3 separate regions of the Homo sapiens genome follow, and all the other regions are linked to region 3. A link is a loop called in an ENCODE intact Hi-C map of the cell type or tissue named here. Cell type or tissue: MCF 10A. All regions are shown on one strand. Links, peaks and the distances in the headings refer to the core of each region. The heading gives the core; the rest is flanking DNA. Region 1 has its middle 290 kb from the start of G2E3. Region 2 overlaps PRKD1 (protein kinase D1). Region 3 holds the start of PRKD1 (protein kinase D1).

Evidence for each region. Peaks named below come from ENCODE experiments on the same cell type or tissue, not always from the same donor. Only the 100,000 strongest peaks of a DNase experiment are listed, where the experiment ranks them.
Region 1: it touches region 3 in a loop (3.0-fold over the local background); 2 of 110 quality-filtered maps call a loop at or near these places.
Region 2: it touches region 3 in a loop (2.7-fold over the local background); 16 of 110 quality-filtered maps call a loop at or near these places.

Annotation. Positions count from the first base shown.
Region 1 is chr14:30,266,493-30,274,783 of GRCh38, forward strand. No RefSeq gene overlaps it. Among named protein-coding and RNA genes, the nearest start is that of G2E3, 290 kb to the right of the region's middle. RefSeq lists enhancers at 4,001-4,502, 6,052-7,928 and a silencer at 4,304-4,353. In MCF 10A, for the core only: a CTCF peak has its summit at 4,377 (motif pointing left); a DNase peak (open chromatin) is centred at 4,369.
Region 2 is chr14:29,802,446-29,810,736 of GRCh38, forward strand. The region is part of intron 1 of PRKD1 (protein kinase D1); the gene reads right to left. Among named protein-coding and RNA genes, the nearest start is that of PRKD1, 120 kb to the right of the region's middle. In MCF 10A, for the core only: no CTCF peak of the experiment used is centred there; a DNase peak (open chromatin) is centred at 3,346.
Region 3 is chr14:29,923,296-29,931,586 of GRCh38, forward strand. PRKD1 (protein kinase D1) reads right to left here and starts at 4,552. Exons shown (of 18, transcript NM_002742.3): 1 at 3,954-4,552. The coding sequence starts at 4,217. LOC105370429 (a long non-coding RNA gene) reads left to right here and starts at 4,832. Exons shown (of 3, transcript XR_943703.2): 1 at 4,832-5,816. In MCF 10A, for the core only: CTCF peaks have their summits at 3,941 and 4,749; a DNase peak (open chromatin) is centred at 3,886.

The DNA.
Region 1 (8,291 bases), core at 3,222-5,721, 340 kb after region 3:
CAGAACATCTCGGTGTCTTTGGAACTTCTTTCTTTGGGAAAACTAGCTATAATTCCCACCATTCTTTGTAAAACAGCATTTCAAATTAATTTACCTGTGGTAAGTACTTAGCAAAATACTCTTCTTTCTTTCTACTTAATTTGTAATGTTTGATGATTTAAGGTTCATAGCACAGTAAAATGGAAGAAACACTGAGCTAGAAATCAGATGAAGAATAATAATAGCGACTAGCTCATGCAGCTCGTAAGTGGCGGAATCAGGATTGTCTAACTCCAAAACTTGTTCTCAACTGCTGCCAACAAAGTACCTTTTGGCATGTTATGGAACCCCCATTTCCTTATCTGTAATATATAAATAACATTTGACACCATGTTATAAATGGGGCCTATAATAACTTTAAATGAAACTGTAAATTGTTGATGTCATTATGAATATTTATTGATTGGCCTCATAAAAAATTCATAATGAAATTTTCTCAATTGTCATCTTTCAATAGAGTTCTATGCCTATATGCCAATAAATGACTAAGGAGAAGAATTTTCTTAAAGGATAAAAAAGTTTACTTATCTACATGACAATTTGGAATACCAGTATCTCTAGAAGAGCTAGTTATTCTGAGCACTTTGATTAAAGAGGAAAAGAACTGAGAAATAGGAACAAGGTCTAGGGAAACTGACTGCTCTTCAATAATCTCATCAGTATTTCTGAAAGTTAAGCATCCTTAAGTTCCTTATTGAACCCCCCAAGAGAAATAAAGGCACAAATTTGCCTTAGAATGGATTCTTTTTTAAAACCAAGCAGGAATGATCATTACAAATTTAGCTGAAGAGTCATGCTTGGTCATTTCCTGTTTAACCTTAATCTACAAGAAAACCATGCATCCCAGAGATGGTTGGGAAGTCACCCTCAAGACAAAATGTTCTGGTTCCCCTCCTCTTGACTGTTGACATTTATGAATTAGCTGCAGTCTGTAGCTGAGGTCCAGAGCCACTCTGTTCCTGAAGGACTTTTATCCTCCTACCTAATCAGTGATTTTGTCGTCTGGACAGACATCAAGTTTGGGCAAAAAGGCTCACCAATAATGCATTCTATTTGGCTATAGGTGACAGCAGGAGCTAGTAAAGAAATCACAGTAGGGAACACAGCTGAGTGTGGGCATAACAAAATGTCCTTTATTTACAGGAGCATAACCTGTAATATGCAGTTTCAACATTGAGGTACACCAGAGCACGTCTAAAAGACTGCTGGTTCTGTAATGAAAATTTTGAGTGATTCCAAAGGTCTAGGGTCCTCTGTACTGGGTGATTATTATGAACTAACAAGGCAGTGTGATTATTCCACCTCAGAATAGTCATACAAATCAGTGGCGCACTTCTGCTTCTGCCAACATTTTCTGTCCAGGGCACTGTAGTTCACAACTGTCACAAAAGTACTTAGTTGCTTTCCTAGCTGAAAGTATGGCAAAAAAACCGAGCAATTTTGTTGTTCAAGAACTGGCTTCTTTATAAACTTCATCTCACTCAAACATCTCCCAAAGATCTACAATTCGTGGGTGAAATCCATTTGCCTCCTCCCTCCCCCAGGACAATTATGAGTTAACATGAAAACAAAGACTCAAAACAGAAATAAAACCTGAAATAAATCACTTGTATAAATGGAGAGATACAACTTGTCATATTAAAAATCTTATAGCCTAGTCTACAAAGAACAATCTTATCATTCTCTATCCTATCAGAAAAGATAGGTACATAAGAGGCTGACCAATTTATTATAAACAGGTCTTTTTATGCTAGACTGATTGCAGAGATGTTACTATAACGGAGAATTCTGAAGAGGACATTAAAATGCAACTACAACACCAAATGGAGTAGTTGATTTTTCGAGCTTTATTCAGACTGAATGTGACAGTTCTTTCTGCATATGGAAGTCCATGGGTGGCCATTAAATCAAACTGAGCATCTTACAAGCCTATTCATATTGACCAGAGTATGGCGGCTCATTTAACCAATTCTGCCAGTGCGTATTGCAGGGAGCTAGAGGGGATGTAAAGAGCTCTCCTTGATTACAATGCTCTCTGTGGGACCACAGGAGTTACCTACCAGCCCCCAACACTCAGAAATTCTGAACCAAGCAAATGACAGTACATTTTTCTTCAGCTCACATCCCTTCAGTGAGATTCAAAGTCAATCATATGAATACCAGTTTGTAATTTCCCCCTGCATTTTAGGGTTAAGAATTCCAAGGAGACCCCCAAATTTCTATGATGTTGTCCTGTTCCTTGGCACAAAGCTTGCTGTGACTCTACTGTGAAGGTGTGCCGTGAGCTGCAGTGGATATCCTGACTTCCCAGGAAATTGAAAAGAGCTGCAAGACTGGCTTTCTTGACAGCGAGTATCTATAAGCCTTTCCACTGTTGGTGAAGCAAGAGATTTCAATGTTCTTTTCCTTACAAAATTCCAAATTAGGTGATTCTCCCAGCCTGAAACTTTCTTGAGGCTCAGAATAGGGCTCTTACCTCTCTCATTTTCTCACCTTGATGGGCAGACTATGTCAGACTACTCTACAATTATAATTGCAATTGATTGTATTTCAGGTGAGTTCTGTAGAGTAGACAAGGAAATGGAACCGTTTGTTATGTTAAGAACTTAAAAGTTAAACAGAGCATATAGTCTCCATCAAAGAACCGCAGTGAGAAAATACACACCAACTCTATCCCTGCTGCCTCTATTGAACTCATTTTGGAAGATGCCTTTAGATAGAGTGAGTGACAGCCAAGTTTCGTACTTAGAGGATGAATTGTTTATGAAAACATCTTGAGTTCATTGATGATCAATTTTAATGAATTAGGTAATGAATTGATTGTCCTTGAAAATACTATTTGCATTTGAAAAAACAAAGAGATATATATTGTTACTATTTTTGGGACATATATATATATATATATATATATATATATATATATATATTTGTTATATATATTGGGACTATATTGTTACTATTTTTTCTTTTTTTTGGTGGAGTCTCACTCTGTCACCAAAGCTGGAGTGCAGTGGTGTGATCTCAGCTAACTGCAACCTCCACCTCCCAGGTTCAAATGATTCTCCTGCCTCAGCCTCCCATGTAGCTGGGATTATAGGTGCATGCCACCATGCCCAGTTAATTTTTTTGCTTTTTTGTATTTTTAGTAGAGACAGGGTTTCATCATGTTGGCCAGGCTGGTCTCAAAATCCTGACCTCAGGTGATCTACCCACCTCGGCCTCCCAAAGTGCTGGGATTACAAACGTGAGCCACCATGCCTGGCCTTGTGAGAGTTTTTTGTTAACTGATTCTGAAAACGGTTAGAAAACCTGCTTGAGAAAAAATGGTATGCAGCCACCCAAATGTCTGCTTCTTTAAAAAATACTTAAGGTCTTATATACTTCTTAAAAATTGGCCAGTGACCAAACTGCAGAATGCTTTACAACAAACAGCCACTAGTTCATACAGGAGACATTTATTGAGCACCTACAACATGGCAGCCAAACATCGTGTTAGGTTGGGGATCCAAAAATTTAAAAAACATAATCCTCAAGAGGATTATAATATCGTGAGGAGAAGGGCATGTGAATAAGCAATACTATAATGTCCTTGATATGGGGGAAAGTTGTACAAAGTGTAAGGACAGGATCGTAAGCAAGTCCTTAATAATAACAGCTAACACTCACTAGTACCGTCTATATTCCAGGCTCATACTACTAAATTACCTCATTTAATCCTCACAGGAACCTTACAAGGTGAGCACTGTTTCCGAGGGAATCAAAGATGGGTGATGTAAAGAGTGACAATCAGGCTGAGGCAAGGCAACGGGTTAGAGGGACACGACTGAGAAGTAGGCGTAGCTAATGAGCAATGTGCTGGGTAGAGTGGGATGAGAGCTGAAATGACGCTTAAGATACAGGCACAGGAAGGGACCAGTTCATTCAGTGCCTTGGTGACACCCGAAGGAAGTTTATCTTGTAGACGATGGGGAGCTGATGAAGAATTCTGAGCATTTATTTGGGCTTAATCCCGTTTAATACAGCCAATCAACTCGTGGGGGAGGCTCACAAAGACAAGGGTAAGAATTAAGTGCTGAGGTTGTCCATCGAGGCATCAGCAAAATGGAGGAAGCTGAAAGACCTCGGAACACAAGCGTTTTGCTTGGTCACTAAGCCTAGACAAATGTAAGTTTCCCCGCCCCAGCTCCCCTCAGCCTGTCACACAAAAGCGTTCACATCAGCAGTCGTCAGCGGCGATGTCAGGCGCCGTGTCGTTCTTCAAACCCTTGGGAAAGCTTTAGCTTCTCAAGCCAATTGCACTGCATTGTCAGTAGGGGTGTCCGTGAGCTCCCCCTCGTGGCTGAAGGCCAGCATCTCTGTTAGGCTTAACTGAGCCCAGTCTCCCTGCCTCTGAGCCTGGCCACTTCCCAGGCCAGACGTGGAGGAGACACTTGCCGCTCAGTGCTGTCCAGAGGAGCATGATGAAAATAGCTGGTGTCTTGGCTATCCTGGAAATCTGAGCGACTCCATTTAATTCTCCTACGAGGGCCAGGCGAGGTGGTCTTTGACTCAGCTTCAGCACTCCATGGAGGGCCCTTGGCCTAACCATGAGAACGAATTCCAGTTGCAACCAAAGCTTGTTTGTACAGTGAAATGAATAAATGTGTTTAAACCTAGGTTCTGACTTCTTACCAGTCTGTGTTGCTAAAATACCAAAGAGTAATTATAACGATATTTCTAGTTAACAATTTTTGTGTGTCTGCTATAACATTTAAATTAGACTAAATTCAGCTGTTTGAATGCCCTCTGACAATATTTTTTCTCTCAGCTCCATGACTGTTTTATCACTCCATACTCACTTGACCTAATCGGCACCATCCTGCACTCTGAAATGTTTATACTGTTAAATGAATTTTTAATCTAACTTTTACAGCATTCAATTTCAGTTTCATCAGCCATCCACAGTGTAATATCTAATGTTTTAAAATAATCTAGACAGTTACAAAAGGGGAGGGGGAGGGGGAAAATCGTCGTGTTATGAAGCAAATGATTAATTAAAGCAAATTAAATTCTGGCAGCTCTTGCTATCATTATCATGTGTTCCCCGACTAGACTAATAAATCTTTGTTGAGAATGTGTGCTTTCACAAGGTTCAAGAGTCACCTGGGAAAGGCCATTATTGACTAATATTTTTGTATTGCTGTTAGTTTTATTTTCTAATACCCTATAGAATAACAGCTAATCTTTCTCAAACATTTAGAGTGCATTCATAAATCCCACTTTGCTCACTCTTTAGAGGTAGGTTTGAGAGGGGGTGGGAAACAAAATGATTTCTCTGTAGATGCAAGTAAATTACAATTAAGCAATACAGCTAATATGTCGGCAAATGCTGGAAAACCTAAAAAACACTATACTTTGAGCGCCTGCTGCATAATGCCGTCATAGCTGGGGCACAGTCCTGGGATTTCAGCAGCTGCAAACCTTCTCCAAACTGCACAGAAAAGCAAGAACAGCACAGCTCTCCTCTATTTTAGAGGTTTGCCTTCTTTCCTTTCTTTCCTAGGATCTGGCACTTCCACATTGAGGCAAATAACAATGCCGAGGCAAGCCGCTCTCTCTAAATCCAACCAAATGCTGCTGCCATGCAAACTAGACAGTCTGCGTTGTTTCTGAAGGCACAGAAGGGAGATATTGACAGATATTTCAAGAAAAGAGCCACATACTTGCCTTTATTTAGACTGTTCAAAGTGCTGTCACTTAAATCAACCTTTAATAATTTTTTTCTGATCTCAAATATTGCAGTTTTAACATCCATACAATTCATTGCTTAATTTGTATGTTTTAAAGTATATTTCCTACAACTTTCCCATTTGCTTTTCCTCTAGTTTAACCAGTTGTGTCCTTTTCATCCAAATCCTAGCAAATGCCAGTATCAACTGTAAGCTCAGTTCTCCATGGTCTCCAGTTACTGCATGTCACATTGTCTTAAAACTTATGAAGAGAAGGCACAGATTTATTTGAAGTCTGTGATACTGTGACAGAAAAAAAAGAAACAGTTTTATAACAATAATGTAAATACCAGGTCTAAATTTATTTTGAGGTTTGTTAAATGGGGTGGGGGGAGCACAATTCCCAAAAGCGAAATTTCAGATTGTAATGAATAATCACATGCCACTAAATATTTGTGCTGGTTTTGAGACAGCGTGCCCCATAAAACTCCAAGATGTGGTCGAATGTATTAATGTTGCTCTAGACAATTCAGGTTTCTCTATGTATTTAACCTCCACCCCTGCCATGGCCTTGTTAATTTTGATTTCTAAGTGACTTGGGTACGACTACAAAAACTAAACATATGTTTAAATATGTACATACAGGCATTCCTTTTTTGCCCTTTCTAACTGCAGATTATGACGTGAGCTATGATTATCCATCAAAGTAATTTCCTCTACCCACTCCCTCTCTCATCCTCCCACCCTCCACATTTGAACATGCTTCTCTTTTCCTTGGGGCTCCTGTTCAGCTTTCTGCAGCACAGATCCCTGCTGCCTCGGCCGCCTGGAAAATAGCCTACAGTGCAGCTCAGTATGGCAGCACATCCCCACGGCCTGGGTGTTTTTCCAGACGGTTTTAGAATGATTCGGTATCGCATGAGTTAAAAAAAATTCCCCCTGGAAAAGCTAATTATTGCATGCAGATACTTCTTTGTGTGATCAAGGAGGGGACAATTTAATAGGCTCTGTAATACAACCAAGAACAAAATTGCTTTAAAGGAAGTCTCTTGTTGAGTGACAACTCTGTTGCCTGAGCCAATTAGGTCCCAATAAAGAGTGTTGAATTGGCTCCTGCTTTCTCATTAATTATGTTCTGTCACAGACATGGGGCTTGATTTAGCAATTTTGTATTACATTAAGATACTGAAAGGCCGGGAACAAATGGCTCACTCTGATAATAGGCATTCTCTACACGGTGTGACATTTACTATCCAGCTGTCCGTAAGGCAGCCTAGCACTTCAGTTCAGGGGTTTATTTGTCATTGCTTCAAAGGGACACTCAGCTTTTCACAAAAAAAGAAACAGAGAGGCTAATAGATAGGACAAAATGTACTGCTGATATGCTTTATTAGAGATAGGATGCTAGGGTTTTGCTAACAAGCTCATCCGTTGGGACTCAGCCGACTTTGCTGCCAATCATCCTCTACACAAAGGCGCACTAGTTAACAAGGAGAAATGAATTACAGACACTTATTCTGCCGGTGGGATCACAAATACACCAATCTGTGAAAGAGGCACAAACTCCAGAGACAAACTACATATTTGTCAATAACCTCCTAGAAAGAACCCTAGTAATTCTTTGAAGACCTTTGATTTAGCTTCCCTCTAAAATACATGTATAGGAAATGTTTTAGTTACCATGACATTCTTTCTTTGTTATTTGTACAAATTTTCATCACATTAAAAACAGAAAACTGAGGAGGTCTGCAAATGTTTTAGTAGGTATCTATACACTACTTTTCATATCCCACCACGGGGAGCTGCTGCTTTGGTTATTTCATTAAGAACAACAGAAAATTAAATCTTTAAACTTTAGGTTTGAGCTGTAATCCACCAATGCCACAGGAAATAATCTATAACTCTGAATTTATCGTGTATACCAATTAAGAGAGCAAGGTTAGGGACCGAATGAAAACCAAGTCTGTCTGCTTAAATAATTAGATGACTTTTAAATCATAAATATGTGTGTTTGTGTATATGTATATGAATTTACAATACAGAAACATGAACCTAAATCAATGTCTCTATATATTAAATATGGTGAAATATTTTATACATTGTATTTATGAAACTAAGCCAAATCTCTGACAGTAGCATTGATCAACATATTTGCCATTTATATTATTTAAACATTCTCCTGCAAATATATCACAGAGAAGGACCTATTGTTGATAACAAAAAAAAAAATCTTCAGCTGAAGCTTACCTACTGACCACATGAGATTAATCAAATCTGAATATGTCATTTCAGGTTAATTACAAAACAGCTCTCCAGAATAGTTCCTAGAGACAGTACACTGCATTCATCTGATTGCAGGCTGCATCAATTCACTTAATTTATTCTTCTGCCATCTTGGATGATAGCAACTTTAGGCTCAACTATGGAAGAGATGAAAGGATAAAGAGGACACAAGGATTTACAAGACTTCCTTTCCTCAGACAGAAACTCAAAGTATGTGAAGGCCTGTTGAGCTCAGTTGCAGCCTCAGGAAGAATAGTCCAT
Region 2 (8,291 bases), core at 2,091-4,590, 120 kb before region 3:
TTGCACCACAGTAGATGGATTAGATAGATCTAAATGTGGTTTTCTAGACCTGGATTACTTTACAAGTTAATTGACAAGGATAGGAAGTTGCTAAATTTAAAACAAGGTAACAAAGTGACATCTTTAGAATGATACTATCAGAATGGAAGATGTAAAGGAGAACTGTAATTCAGTCAGTTGGAGCAACAGATAAAAGATTGGAACCTGAGGAATCCACCAGTGTTTACATCAAATTATCCAAGGAAAAGAATCTTATCAGGTGACTCAATAAGATTTTCCCATAACCTGGATGGAATATCCTTCAAGACCAACCAATTCCTTATGTTTCAATTCTGAGCCAATTGAGCAACTTTCCAGTTTCTGAATCTGCTTTGCAGACATCTTGTTGCAGAAAGGCAATATCCAAGAAAAGCACATCACTCACTCTAAGTTAGTATACAGGCACTCCAGTCCATAAAAATATTTTGTGAGGCTTACTAGCCTGGATTTATCTTCTAGGAACTATAGCAACTCTGGTTTTATTTTAAAAATGAAGTTTCTGGAACTTAAAATCTGAGAACCAGAAACTGCATTTCAATGAGCCGGACATGAGACAGGCCAGGTCAAAAGCCATGCAAGACTATCCTCTATATATCCCTCCCAAATGGTAGTATTTGGTTCATACCTGAGTGTTCAGGGCTGAAAGGACCCACAGGCTTAAGGAAAAGGATTAAGGATAAGAAGTATTTCAGTGGGCAGAAATTATGAGTAGACCATTCCAGATGGAGGGAAAAACAGAGCTAAGGTCCAAATATTGTGAAATACAATGTACATATGGACTAGAATAAACAGTCTCATTTTGATGGCACACAAGGTTCATACTTAGGAAGGTCTAGCAAGAATATTTTAAGGTAAACTATGACCATTTTGGGGAATTTTAATTGACCAGATTGGGAAATGATTTTTTTGTTTACTGACAATGAGAAGTCACCAAGTTTTAATTTTTTTGTCTAGTTAATATCAAAATTGTAACTCTATATTAGCATACTCAACTTGTTAAAAACATAGTTGGTAACTCTGAAGGAGTAAATGACCCATGAATTGCAACAGTTTAAGTAGGAGGTAAAAATAATCCAAGCTGGAAACACAGCTGTTTTAATAAAAACAGAGGATAAGAACTTGAGACTCTAAGAAAAGGATAATTATTGGGATTCACTGAGCATCTCATTGCATGTGAAAGGTGAGGGATGTGGAAAGGTTGACCCATACTCCAAGGCTAGTAATTAGGGGTAAAATAATGATCTTTTGTTTTTCAATTATTTATATGCTGTTCTATAACTTTTGAACATCATTTTATATTAATGCTTAGACTGACTTAATATCACCATTTAACATCTGCAACTGGGTTCATTTAAAGCCAAATTCAAAATGCCTAAACCCAATCTCTTTATCTTTCTTGCTATCCTGTAACCACAGTAAGCAGTGAGCTGAAGATTTTCTAAACGTTTCAACCACCCATAAAAACAAATGTATGCGGCCGGGTGCAGTGGCTCACACCTGTAATCCCAGCACTTTGGGAGGCCGAGGGGGGCGGATCACCTGAGGTCAGGAGTTTGAAACCAGCCTGGCCAACATGGCAAAACCCCATCTCTACTAAAAATACAAAAATTAGCCGGGCATGGTGGTTGGCGCCTGTAATCCCAGCTACTGGGGAGGCTGAGGCAGGAGAATTGCTTGAACTCAGAAGGCGAAGGTTGCAATGAGCCGAGATCAGGCCATTATACTCCAGTATGGGCAACAAGAACGAAACTAAAAAAAAAAAAAAAAATGTATGCAAAAGGCAAGAGAACAATCTAACAACATTGTTATACAAGATTCCCAAGAGTAAACTGTTCAAAAAGCAATGTTCTCCAGCTAGTAAATCTAGCACTTTTAGTCCTTTCTTGAGAGCTGACACTGATACCAAGAATCATAACAGTTGCCTGACTTTTCTTAATGCTGTCTAACCCACGAACATGTCCAATGTCTTCTTTTTCCAGAATCTTGTCTCAACAAAGCAGTATTTAGAAAACAGGAGCATTAGACTCTCAACAAGTAATTCACCAGTAGTACAAGAAGCCCAAATATGCCTCCTTGTGCTACTTTACCCATACACAATCCAACTAAAAAAAAAAAAAATGCATCCTAATGTTTAAAATAGAGTTACCACAGTAACAAAGTGAACAGTTAAAAAGCAATGAACTTAATCAATGCAAGTCATTGTTAGAAAGATCATCCCCTGAGACAAACCTCTCAGTGCTAACATTATTGCTATTTATCTGAAGTATTTTCTGAAAAGCTAAGAATGACTGACTGAGGGCTTCAGATCAATGAGGTGTTTTTTTTTCCTTTCAGTGAGCTAAAACTCCCAGTAGACCTAAGCCGTACTTTTAATCATGACATTAATCGATAACAATTACACCCAAGAGAATGCCAACATAGGTTTTCCAGGAAATCTCATAGGGCTTAAAGTGCTAAATTATAGAAATAGTCAATATTATGTGTTATTAAAATGGAATTCAGGTTGGTTTCTTCCTATTTCCCTAGAGCAGAATTATGGTGCTCTAGACCTAGAAATGTTGGTATAGTGCTTCTCAAATTTTAATAGCCTTAAGAATAACATGGATATCTTGTTAGACTATAGATTATCATACAGTTGGTCTGCAGTGTGTCCTCTGATCTGCATTTCTACAACCTCCTGGGTATTGACCATGCTGCTATTAATAGTAAGCAGGTGACACCTGCAGTAGCAAGATGTTGAACTCCATTAGATTGGTCGGGGGAAGAAGTAAAAATCACACCCATTGGCTGAGGGATACTAAGAGGTATTTGACCATAACAGAGAGATTTTTACTTCTAGATATTCCAACTCAAGCTGTCCTCCTTGCAAAATAACAGAGAAAAAGGCAACACTTAACTTACTTCAAAGAGCAGCATTTTCTAAATGCATTACAAAAAAAGAAAATTAATTATCTGGGATATCAATAGGTGTTGCCAGAAAAATAGAATGCTAATAGAAGGCTGAATGAATGGTCATACAACTGAGCTAAATGAAATTAAGTAATAACAATGGCTAACAGTTGTTGAGCACTTACTACGTGCCACGAATCGTTCTAAATCCACAATGTAGAATAACTCCTTTAATCTTCACAGCATCTCTATGAGGTGGGAACTAGAGTATTGCATTTTTCAGATGTGGAAAGGTAGGCAAGGAGAGGTTAAAAAACTTGTCCAAGTTCACAGTGCTAGTGAGCTGATGGGTGGTAGAGCCAAGAGCCAGGATTCAACCCTTGGCAGGCTGCCTCCAGAGCATGGGCTCTGCTCTCTAGAACATGATCACTTTTCATTATCAACAGAAAGTGTGAGTCATCACAAGGTGATGTAAGTACTTGTAAGTTGCCAATGAAGGGGAATATGCAATGAGGAGGAGAGAAGAAAACTTAAGTTATGGCAAGATAAGAGCATGAGAACAAGCCAGAGAAGGGAAAATTGAGAAAGTGGAAGTAATTGTTAGTGAAATAATAAATACAGAAGAGTGTACTGTAGTAGTGGAGACATCACCCACCCAGACACAGATGCACTAAATAGATCAATCTGCTTAGCAAATAAATGCCCAGGAGAGGAAAGCAAGGCAAGAAGCGGATCTCATCAACCACTGGAGGACACAAACAGTTTACTTCCACCAAATGTACTGAAAAGATCTCAATAACAAGAGCCATGATTATTCCTACGTTAAATATGCAATTTACAGATTAACTGGGCCCATTGCTGGGTCCCTCTCTTCTTCCTACAGGATGGATTGGACATTTTGCTTCTAACTAGCAACTTTGTGAAAGTGAGTAAGGACAATTTCAGTTTATTTTGATCTCATTCTGAGATTGGGCAATAGGCTTGGGAGAAGGAGGGTATGCTGTGAAACTGATTAAAATACAATCTAACAAATCCTAGATTTCAATGAACCCTCTCTGCCTGGCCTTCAGGTTGCAGGAGAAAAAAAAAATACAACAAGTAGATCCAATCTGAAATATGTAGTCTGAATCAGAAAACAGCCAGCGCATCATGCAGATTACATTACAGGTCAGGCAGAACAATAAATAAAGTAGTTGTTTGGTTAGATGAGCATTAGAAAATGGTTCGACTGTTCAGGTAAGTATTAAAACAAAAAACTAACCTTGCAAACTCCTGAAGTATGCAGAGATTCCTGGAATATTCTACTGAAAACTTAAAGAAAAGAAAAAGCTTAACTGGAGACAAAGGACTGCCTGTAAGCATCCTGAAGGCATCAGATTTGTAAATGTATTTACAGGCACCAAAACAGACATACTTTTGCAACTGAAACAAGAGAGGTCCTTTGGTCTCAAAGATTGAAATGTTATAAAAACATGCCAGGAATACATTGAACATGTTGTGGATTCAGTTCAGATCACAACAATAAAACCAATAAAACCATATTGTCGCAATATGGCAAGTCACACAAATTTTCAGGTTTCTCAATGCATATAAAAGCTATGCTTACACTACACTGTAGTCAATTAAGTCTGCAATAGCATTATGTCTTAAAAAATGCACATGCCTCAATGAAAAAAAAAATACTTTATTGCTAAAAAATGCTGACAATCGTCTCCAGTGGTCTCTTGACAGGGGATGATTTCAGGGTGAAACTGTTCCACCTCAGATCATCAGGCTCTTATGAGAATCTGATGCCGCTGATCTGACAGAAGGCAAGAAAGCAGAGCTCAGACGGTAATGCTCACTGGCTCACTGCTCAACTCCTATTGTGTCTATGGTTTGAGGTTTGGGGATTCTTGATGTAAGCCTTCAGGGAGTCCTAATCTCTTTGCCAGTGGAGAATCTAGTCTCAATATTGATGGCTGTTGATTGATCACAGTGGTGATTGCTGAAGGCTGAGGTGGCTGTAGCAATTTCCTCTTTTTTTAAAAAAAAAAAAATTGAGACAGGGTCACACTCCATGGCCCAGGCTGGAGTGCAGTGGCAATTTCTTGGCTCACTGCAACCTCTGCCTCCCAGGCTCAGGTGATCCTCCCACCTCAGCATCCCAAGTAGCTGGGACTACCGGTGTGTGCCACCATGCCTGGCTAATTTTTGTATTTTTTTCTAGAGATGAGGTTTCGCCATGTTGTCCAGGCTGGTCTCACACTTCTTGAGCTCAAGTGATCCACCACCTCAGCCTTCCAAAGTGCTGGGATTACAGACATAAGCCACCATACCAGCCCAATTTCTTTTCTTTTCTTTTTTTTCTTTTCCTTTTTTTTTTGAGACAGAGTCTTGCTCTATCTCCCAGGCTGGAATGCTGTGGCATGATCTTCGGCTCACTGAAACCTCCACCTCCTGGGTTCAAGCAATTCTCATGCCTTAGCCTCCCGAGTAGCTGGGATTACAGGTGTGTGCCACCAAGACTGGCTAATTTTTGTATTTCTAGTATAGACGGGATTTCACCATGTTAACCAGGCTGGTCTCGAACTCCTAGCCTCAAGTGATTCGCCCGCCTTGGCCTCCCAACCTGCTAGAGTTACAGGAGTGAGCCACCGTGCCTCACAACCAATTTCTTAACATAAGACAACAATGATGTTTGCTGCATCGGTTGACTCTTCATGAAAGATTTCTCTGTAGCATGTGATGCTTTTTGATGGCATTTTACCCACAGTAGAGTGTCTTTCAAAATTGGAGTCAATCCTCTCAAATCCTGCCACTGCTTTATCAACTAAGTTTATGTAAAACCCTAAATCCTTTGTTGTCATTTAAATAATGTTAACGGAATCTTCACCAGGAGTAGATTCTAGATTCTATCAAAAGAAATGACTTTATTTGTTCATCCATAAGAAGCCACTAGTCATCCATTCAAGTTTAATCATTAGATTGCAGCAATTCGGTCCTACTTTCAGGCTCTACTTTTTTTTTTTTTTTTTTTTTTTTTTTTTTTTTTTTTTTTTTGAGATGGGAGTTTTGCTCTTGTCGCCCAGGTTGGAGTACAATAGTGTTGTCTCAGCTCACTACAACCTCTGCCTCCTGGGTTCAAGCAATTCTCCTGCATCAGCTTCCCAAGTAGCTGGGATTACAGGCACCTGCCACCACACTCAGCTAATTTTTGTATTTTTAGTAGAGATGGAGTTTCACCATATTGGCCAGGCTGATCTCGAACTCCTGACCTCAGGCAATCTGCCCATCTTGGCCTCCCAAAGTGCTGGAATTACAGGCATGAACCACCTTCAGGTTCTACTTCTAATTCTAGTTCTCTTGATAGTTTAACCACATCTGCAGTTACCTCCACTACTGAAGTCCTGAACCCATCAAAGTCATCCATAAGTGTTGGAATCAACTTCTTCCAAACTCCTCTTATTGTTACGGTTTTAACCACCTCTGATGAATCATGAAGATTCTTAATGGCATTTAGAATGGTGATTCCTATCCAAAATGTTTTCAATTTACTTTGCCCAGATCTATCAGAGAAATCACTATATCAATGGCAGCTGTAGCCTTATGAAATACATTTCTTAAACAATAACACTTGAAAGTTGAAATTACTCTCTGATCCATGGGCTGCAGAATGGAGTTCCATTAGCAGCTATGAAAACATTTAATTCCTTGTCCATCTCCACCAGAGCTCTTGGGTGACCAGGTGCATTGTCAACGAAAAACAATATTTTGAAAGGAATCTTTTTTATCTGAATGGTAAGTCTTAACCGTGGCTTAAAATATTCAGAAACCATGCTGCAAACAGATGTGCTGTCACACAGGTTTTATTCCATTTATGGAGCACAGACAGAACAGATTTAGCATACATCTTAAAGGCCCCAGGATTTTCAGAATGGTCAATGAGCACTGGCTTCAACTTAAAGTTACCAGCTGCTTTAGCCCCTAACAAGGGAGTCAGCCTCTGCTTGGAGGCTTTGAAGCCAGGCATTCTCCTCTCTAGCTGTGAAAATCCTAGATGCTTCTTCTTCCGATAGAAGGATGTTTTGTCTTCATTGAAAATCTGTTATTTAGTGAAGCCACCTTCATCAATGATCTTAGCTAGATCTTCTGGATAACTTGCTGATGCTTCTACATCAGCACTTGCTGCTACACCTTGCACTTTTATTTTATGGTGATGGCTTCTTTCTTTAAACCTTATGAAACAAACTCTGTTAGCTTTCAACTTTTCTTCTGTAGCTTCCTCACCTCTCTCAGCATTCACAGAATTAAAGAGAGTTAGGACCTTACTCTGGATTAGGATTTGGCTTAAGGGTATGTTGTGGCTGCTTTGATCTTCTATCCAGACCACTAAAACTTTCTCCCTATCAGTACTAAGGCTGTTTTGTTTTCTTATCATTTGTGTGTTCACTGGAGTAGCACTTTTAATTTCCTTCAATAACTTTTCCTTGGCACTCACAATTTGGCTAAGTGTTTGGCACAAGAGGCCACACCTTACTAAGCTTAATCATTTATAGTTTTTGATTTACAATGAAAGACATGTGACTCTTCCTTTCACTTGACCCTTAGAAGTCATTGTAGAGTTATTAATTGGCTTAATTTCAATATTGTTTATCAGGGAATAGAGAGGCCTAAACAGAAGGAGGGAGATGAGGGAATAGCTGGTGGATGAACCAGTCAGAACACACACACTTAAGTTCGCTGTCTTATATGGGCACAATTTTTGGTATATCAAAACAATTACAATAGTAATTACAAAAATCATTCATCACAGATCACCATAAAAATATAATAAAAGTTTGAAAAATGGTGATAATTACCAAAACATGACACAGAAACTTGAAGTGAACATGTGCTACTGGAAAAATGGCAACAATAGACATGCTTGATGCAATGTTGCCACAAACCTTGAATTGTAAAAAAAATGCACAATCTGCAAAGCACAATCAAGTGAACAGCAATATAAAGACGTGTGCCTGTATGTATTCTTCGCTGTCACCTCAGCACCTCTAATGTCAGGTTCCAAGGTAAAGCAATCTAATTTTCTTATGCTAATACTTCAATCTACATTTACAAACTTTTCAAATATTTTATCTAAATGTTTTCTATCAGCATGCTCCTTTTTATAAGAATCTTTCATTGTTCCAAGACACAAATCATATCCCTTTGAATTCCAGATGAAAACATTTTAGGCCTATTTAGGATTTATTTCAATAGATATGTATACACATGTAAAGCAGTTTCAATGTTATTTAAAAATACACTTCATTGGTCTTATTGTGGTGACATTAGCTTGGCACTTAAGAAAATGCTTCCAGGTGGCAGGCACCTGCTCTGGCTTT
Region 3 (8,291 bases), core at 2,623-5,122:
GTAGACATATAATATAGCCAATTATAAAATTGGAATAAAAATATATACACCTAAGCCCCAAAGACCATCATTAGTTTAAAAGGAGTTTGTTGGTCCAGGTGAGTTGGATTGATCAAGCACCTAATTACTTTCGGCTTTCTCAATCTATGTGGAATGTGTGGAGTATCTAAAATTAGTAATAAAGAGAAAAATGACATCACAACTATTAAGAAAACAATGTATAATACAATTAAAGTGAAACAATTACAAGCAAAGTAATGCTACTTTCAAACCAAGGCACTAACCTTACTTCTTTAGTGAGCTATCTACTTAAAATCTCACTGTTAAATTTCTTTAGCCAAAAGATGATTCTGAAAAGTGAAACTATATGCCAGGAGTCTTATAAATGCTATTACTCCATTTAAGTACATTTAAGAGTAAAATATCAGTTGCCTTTCTAATAAGGTAATAACCAAAATGAACAATCATATTAATGGCATCAAGCATCCCTAAAGAGTAACACAGCTCATTTGAGGAAAAAAAAAAAAAAAAAAAAAGTATGTGTGTGTGTTTGTGTGTGTGGTAGATAAGTAGATGATGTACTATGAAACCAAACTAGCTCTTCCTCTGGAATTTTTTTCCTTGCTTTAAAACAATTCCTCCTCAGTCTACATATTCAAGGTTTCTTTGACAGTAGAAAGTAACAGTGTTTCAAAGTGAAGTCAATGATTGTTATTATTTTTTACCCTCCTGAAAACAATAACCATGTACACTAACAGAATACATATCTTTATATACAACCAGGCTTCAACGTCACACACTTGCAAACTAAATAAACAAACATAATGTAAATAAAACCCTGGATCAATACTTTCTAAAAAGAAAGAATAACATATTATATAGCCATACATTGTTACATACAAAAAAGCAAGACTAGATTTTTCACCTAAACTAGAAGATGAAAGAAATAATTCTTTACTTATATAAGTCAGTATATACTTAGGGTACGTTATCTTAAAATAAGTATTTTTTGTTGAATTACCATCACAATGTTTCAAGTACAATCGTGTCTGCTACATAATTAGAGAACAACTATACTCTAAATTCTAAATAATAACAATAATAATTTACAGGTGAGTTTCTCAGGGAAACTTATGCAGCCTTGTACACCTCAGTTGCTCATCCCAAAGGAAATGTCCTGTGATGTTACTGAAACTGTCAGCTAATATTTCCAATGCTCGTATGATCTATGTTAGTACTTAGGGAGCTCCTGAACAAAGTGAATGAAAAACTTCTTAACACATTTAAAACAACAGATGTGGAAGACTCAGAAAGATCAGGAGAACCTTCTGCTGTAAGTTCCACACGACTTCAGCCCACATAGTAAATTGTAAATGATTTCAAACCCTCTGCTCTCTCCTGAAACATCCAATCCCCAAACTCCTGTCATCCTTCCTCATAGCTGACGTCCTCATAAGGTACTTCCAAAAAAAAACTGAAATAAAAGACAAAAGAACTCCCTCCCACTTCCTTAACTCCACACTGACACTCTGCCATTCCTACTGTCACAACACACAGAGATCCTGTATCCTGTGATGGACCTTCAGCTCTCTTAATTTTGTTTCTGCTGGGATAATAATATATTCTGAAAGAGATGACAAATGACAGAGAAATTGAAAAAGTCCTCTGTCCAGAAACACTATCCAGTATATATTTATTTACAGTATTCTGTATATAAATAACCCTCAAGTTCACATCTATAAATCTAACCCCAACTTTTTTATAACCTAAAAAAAAAGTGAGATCTTTACCTTAACTATTCCAAACAGTCAAACTTTTCAAACTTCTTTGAGAGAGAGAAGAAACTACTAGAATAAATACAAAAGGAAAGGATTCCCCTTATAAATCAGTCACCAATCAGGGCTGATGATTTTCCCTTTCCAGTATTTCTCCCAGTCTCTCCCCCAAGTCTTGACTCATGTTCCAACTAGCTCATGACTGAACTTCGGTGCTCTTTCTGCCATAACATTTTTGGCATTCTAAAACCTCCATACAGCAAATCCATCTTTCAGATGTCCTTGGTATGATGTCGCTATGAAAAGATTACTGAGGCTTCTAGCAATTTGAGTTTAATTCAAGGCCTTTTCATAACTGTACTTCCCTTAAATACCCAGGCCACCACCTGCAGGCCTGCTGCATTCCATAGGTGCTTGCTGTCCCTCTCCCTCTGCTCTCGTCTCACTCTCTCCATGTAACACGCCCCTTGGTAGCTTCTGAGACACCTGGAATTCACCCTCCATTTAAAATCCCACTACCAAACCTCTTGAACTAGGCATCAGTCTCCCCATTCTGAACTCCAGGAGGAAGTGGGGGGCGGGGTGGAGGGAGAATTCAAGCTGGTCAAAACAAAGTCTATCAATATTACTTTGACCCAATTTGAATATTCTCTGACACTACTTCACTTGCTTTAGAATTTAGAAAAGTTAAAATTGTACAGAATTACCTTTGCTTTTTGAGAAATTTTGTTTTACATTGTATACGTGCTTATGAAGCATTGCTGTTTCATTAACTGGTCTGCATCCAAATGGAGAGGATTGTATACAAGGCTTTCACAGTGCCTAGGAGTGCTCCTGCTGACCCACAATAGACATTCCACAATACTGATGTGGAAAAGGAGCATGATATGACTTACATCAGCATTAGACAAAACGTGTCATTTTCTTGGAAGTTGCAAACAGTTGACATTACCCGTAATATAAAAGTAAATTTCCATAAATAAATTCCTGGCACTCATTGTTACCTTAGTCTAGAACTTTCACAACTTTCTAGATCAGTGATTTTTTTCCACCTGGAGCTTTTAACATTCCTGTGCTCAGTGCTGCAATTCACAACCCTTAAGATTTAGCAAACTCTGTTACAAATAATTTAAAGAAAGCAATTCATGATTATTCAAGTGATAATTAGAAAGCAAAAGGAGTGCTAGCCAGTCCTCCAGGGCTGAAAAATTCAGCACCTTTAGAGACCTCTGTCTCCACTCCTGAAACGCTGGCTGTTTACACTAAGAAGACTGGCGCCATGGCCCCCTCTGCCTCACGTCTGTATCACCCCCTTCCATGCAACATCCATCTGGATGGCTCCAGAGGCAACCTGAAAATCCAAATTGCTACTGTAAACAGTGGTGGGTGGGCTGAGTCTCCTCTGGGGGTGGCCTGGCCCCGGATAATGACCCTTCTAACCTGCCTTCAGTGGCCGCTGTCCAGAGCCCCACAGCCTCAAACTTAAGGACACAGCCAGCCTCGGGGTGTTCCTGGACATCACCCCCACCACTTCAACGTCCTACTATCAGCATCCCGGGAATGAAAAATAGGAAGGTCGCAACTTTCAGGTTTTGTCGTTGGAAAATGTGTTTCCATGCTCATACAGAAGTGGAACTAAAAGATGACAAGGCCTTGGGTACCTGCACTCCTGGTCAGTTGTTTTGACAACTGGCCGAGTCAATCACACTCTCTTAAAAGCTTATCTGACAGGTGAGAAATTCCTTGTCTCCAGGTCATTCCGGGGGCACTCTGGTGCAGGAAGGAGGATTCCTGCACCAGGAATGCGCTGGTCCAGGGTCCGTAGGGGAGAGAGGGGAAGAAAACTGGGAAGTCTCAAGGACAAGGAGGGGCGCGGCGAGGAAAGGGCAAGATACCTGGAAATGTCATGAGAAGGATGGAAATGGGTGAGGAGGCGGCGGACTGGAGAGAAATCGGTGAATAGAGGAAGATGGGGCGAGAGGAGGATGAGCAACAGCGAGCGCAGCGCCTCGGGTTGCAGGCGTCCAGCCGCGGCGGGGCCAGCCGCTTCCAGAGCGCCGGCGAGGCTGGCGGCCAGCCGAGCCCCGGGAGCCGGAAAGTTGGCGCGGAGAGGGCCAGCCGGGCAGCGCCCCCTGCGCCGCGGGGAGGCGCCGGGCTGGCAGCGGTGCGGCGACTTACCTTCTGGTCGACAATGGAGCAAGCCATCTCGCGGACGTGCGCCAGGCTGTAGTCCCCGGACGAGTCCTGCAGCAGCAGCACCGGCTCACGGCTCAGGCCGATCTGCAGATGGAACGAGATGCCCCCGACCGGGGCCGCGACAGGAGCCAAGAACGGCGCGGGCCCGGGCCCGGACCCTGGGACCAGTGCGGCGGCCGCTGCGGCAGCTGCCGCCGCCACGGGCAGCAGCGGACTGGGCGGCCGCAGGACCGGAGGGGCGCTCATCGCTCGGCGGGGCGCAGGGCCGGGCAGCGGAGGGCGGGGGCTGGCGGCGCGGCAGCAGGAAAGTTTTGCAGCCGCTGAGCCAGGAGCTTCTTTCTCCGAGAGCCCAGACGGAAAATAAAAACTTTCCGGAAAAGTCCCTGGGCTGGGGGAGGGCAAGGGGATGAGGATCGGGAGGGGAGGGGACTAAGGGGAGGAGATGGGGAGGAGGGAAAATGGCCGAGGCGGGAGGACTCTGAGGCCCGGAACGCGGCAGCCGGCTCGGGGCCGCCGGCACTGGGGAGGCGCCGCCGCCGCCAAGAATCTGCCGCCTGGCGCGCTCGGAAGGACGGGGCGACGGGTCGGCGCGGCCCGAGCGCCGGGCGGGGGCCGGGGCGGGAAGGGGGCGTGAGGGGCGGGGAAGGGGAGCTGGGGGCGGGCACTGGGGAGCCACCACCCGGCGGGCGCGGGAGTCGCAGGAGCAGCGGCCGCAGTGGCCGCAGGGTGCCCGGTCGCCGCCCCCTCCGCCCGCAGTTCCCGGGGCCTGAGCCTCCGCGAGCCGGGATAGGACCGAGTGGCGGGGCTCGGAGCCGCCTCGGCAGGCGCGGCCCTTCCCTCCCTGCAGGGATTCCCGTCCTCTCGGGTCCCGCTGCCCCGCCCCGACTGCGGACGGAGTGGATGGGGTGCACCGCCTCAGACCCGCTTCCTGGGGTCGCGAACTTCCCGGGCCCCAAGGTCCCTGCCACCTCTTCCAAATGCTGGAGGACTACGCACTTCTACAAGTGAGGTGACTTTTGAGGAATTCAAGAATGCTGATCACAGCGGTTCCCCTTGGGTCTTACCTTCGGAGGGTCAAGGGAGGATGGGTCATCTGGAACCCACTTACATCCAGGCCCCTCTGGGAGCCCTGGGGTTTGTGGCCAAAGAGGGTAGGAAGCCACTCCACAGAAAGGGGTTTAAACTTGTCTCTACCCTTTTTGTCGCTCTGACGCGCCCTTACAGCCAAACCTACGTACTCCACCCCAGCTCCTAAGGCACCGGATATACACAGTGATCTAAGGAGAGGGTCGCTTTGGAAAGAAAAGGCATTGACTGCCCAAGGGCAGGAGGGAGGTCTGATGCGGTCTCCTTTCCTTTACCTTATTCTTTGCGCCTGAAGTTTCTACTTTGGAGCTTCAGAAACTATTTTCCTTCTCCTCTATCAATCTAAAGTCTGTTATATAGGAGCAGTGCCCCCAAGTCCACCTCAGCACCGCCACCGTCATCACAAGCACAGCCATCAGGATTGGGCACAACCTGCCCTAATTTGGATCGCCGTTTATTTTTACTGTTGTTTTGGCAGGGTGGGGATTGCTTTACATTCGCTGGAGATGAATTATAATTCTCCCCTCCAACCAGGGTGGGCTTCATGGGTGTGCGACTATGCAGTTGTATAGGCCACAGCTCATAAGACCCGTGTTTGGTTTAATATTCTGGGACAATAGTCTACTGTCGCTGTTTTGTTCTTCTTCATAATTTTTAATCAAGGAGTCTCACATTTGTATTTTGCAATGGGCCACGCAGATAATGTAGTCAGCTTTGCCTCTCTCTTCGCCACTTCCCTAGACTTTCCCCTTCCTCTGCGTAAGTACACACAAACATACCTAAACAAACATTTTGTATTTTGTATAGCTTATTTTGTTCTGTTTTATTTATTTATTTATTTATTTATTTATTTATTTATTTATTGTCTTAACTTCTGGTTGTGGCCCAAGATATTGCAAGGTAGCTTCCTTTAGAACCGTGTTCCCAGGGTCAGTAATGGAGCCCCAAACACTGCAAGGCTGCACAACTGCATTGAAGAGACTTGAATTTATTCTCTGAATGTGATGGTTTGATAAGGTCTACCTGTGTTTACATTTTCCCTGCATAGTTACTTATGAGGTGGTCCTCTTCATCCCTGATACAGGTAGGTAATTTTCCTAATGTTCTAGACTCAGCTAATCTAGGAAAATGGTGGAATTTTTCTTGATGAAATGCCTTTCTGAATTCTGAAGGAGGTTTTTTTCTTTTAAATGTCCGAAACTATACTTCATTTTCTTTGAAATCAGAATAAAGTTAATATTCCACAGTTTTCTATTATCAAAAAAAAGCTTGCTGGTCAGTTTACAAGAGACTTACAAAAAGCTAGTTTCACTTGAGATTCAAGAGCGCTGAAGACATTCATGTTTTATAGATATCACAACTGCATGTTGAGGACTTCTCTGTTCCAGGCACTGTACTGGCACCAGTTGCACAGCTGTGAAGACAGGTGGTCCTTGCCCTAAAAAGATCACAGTGAAAAGGGGAGGGGGGATGGAGTAAAACCACAAATGATATTATTTCTAATATTCATAATTGCAATGAATTTTTTAAACCCAATGGCGAAGACAGTGACTTGTGGGAGGAGGGATGAAGAAATGGGCACTGCTCTGGACTGGGAATGAGAGAAGACTTCACTGAGAAGTTTACATTTGAGCCAAAATCTGGATGATAGAAAGGGTAGACTTCAGAAGAACTAGGGGAATAACATTGTAGGCATAGGTAACAGAGAGTGCAAAGACTCTAACACAGAAATATATTTAACATTTTCAAGGCATAGGAAAAGAGGGGCAAGTGCGTGAGATGAGGTCAGAGAGCTAATAGAAACCAGGTTACCAGGAGTCTTGAAAGCCATGGTAAAGTGTTTTTATTTCAATTCTCAGTGCACTACCAACCCATTGGAAGGTTTTAAAGCAGGGAATAATAAGATTAATTAGCATGTTTTAAAAGATTACTCTGGATTTTGTGTGGAATATAAGAGAAAAGAGTAAAAGTGGAGACACTGGGTAGGAGACTATTGCTGTTTTTGAGTCTAGAAACACGGGTTAGACTCCTATGGTTGTAGAAGAGATGCTAAGAAATGGGAAACTGCAGGCTCTATGTTGGCGGAAGTTCTTGCTGAATGAGTCAGAGATTTACAAGGAGTGAGAGAACAAGGGTGTCACAAAAGACTCCCAAGTTTCTGAGCAATTGGACTGATGGTGGTGCCAATAATTGACACAGAAGATAGAGAGTGAGCAAGTTCAGGGAGAAATAAGATTTCTACTTTGACCATGTTGAGTTTGATATGCTGCTAGATATTCAACTTAGAAATAGCATCTAGAGCTGGATATATGGGTCCAGCATCCAGAAAAGAGAAGAGGGTCAGAAATACATTTAGAAATCTTCTCAGTGTGCAGAAGGCATTTCAATGTGAGATTAGATGAGAGCTCTAGAGAGAAAGAGCTTAAAGTACTTATCAGTTATGAGACTTACAGGAATTTTAAAAAAAGTATGAATAACTTCTTGTTAGACTATGATTTATCAATAGTATGAAAGATTTATGTAGGGTGTTGGAAATAATTGATAAGGAAACAGGAGAAGGAATTCTAAAGATGCCCTAGAGAATTAACATTACTTTTAAGACGGTGAAATATTACTGAATGCAAAAGAGTGAATAAAGAAAAACAAGAAGAAAAAAATCGTGTATCTACTGGACCTCCCCATCGCAAACAGAAAATTCCCATGGAGTTGGTTATTGCAATTTCTATTGTAGGCACCTGAAATCTAACAGTTTTCCAACTGCTGCTCACTTTTGCTGAATGACAAGGGAATGAATAAACAGAGAATATCTATAATAAACCTGGTGTATATCTCTGGCAACTTTGAAATTGAACATAGAAAACTTGAAGGATTTGGGAAAATCTGGTTTTAATCTCTTCTGGATGTTTTAATCTTGGAAAAGAAAAGAGGATATAGAAAGTGAATAGTAGCTTATATTAATTATATTCATGAAATGGGCTTTCATTATTTTAATCCTGGCTAACAAGACAAGAATAAGGGACTTCTAGCAGTGACTGGGAGCACCACTTTGTAAAGAAAGTTTCATGCCCTAATGAAGACTCCACATAAAAGTGATGTGGACCTGCAAGGGTAAGAAAGTTTCATGCCCTAGGCCTAGGCTCACGCCTGTAATCCCAGCACTTTGGGAGGCTGAGGTGGGCGGATCACGAGGTCAGGAGTTCAAGACCAGCCTGGCCAACATAGTGAAACCCTGTC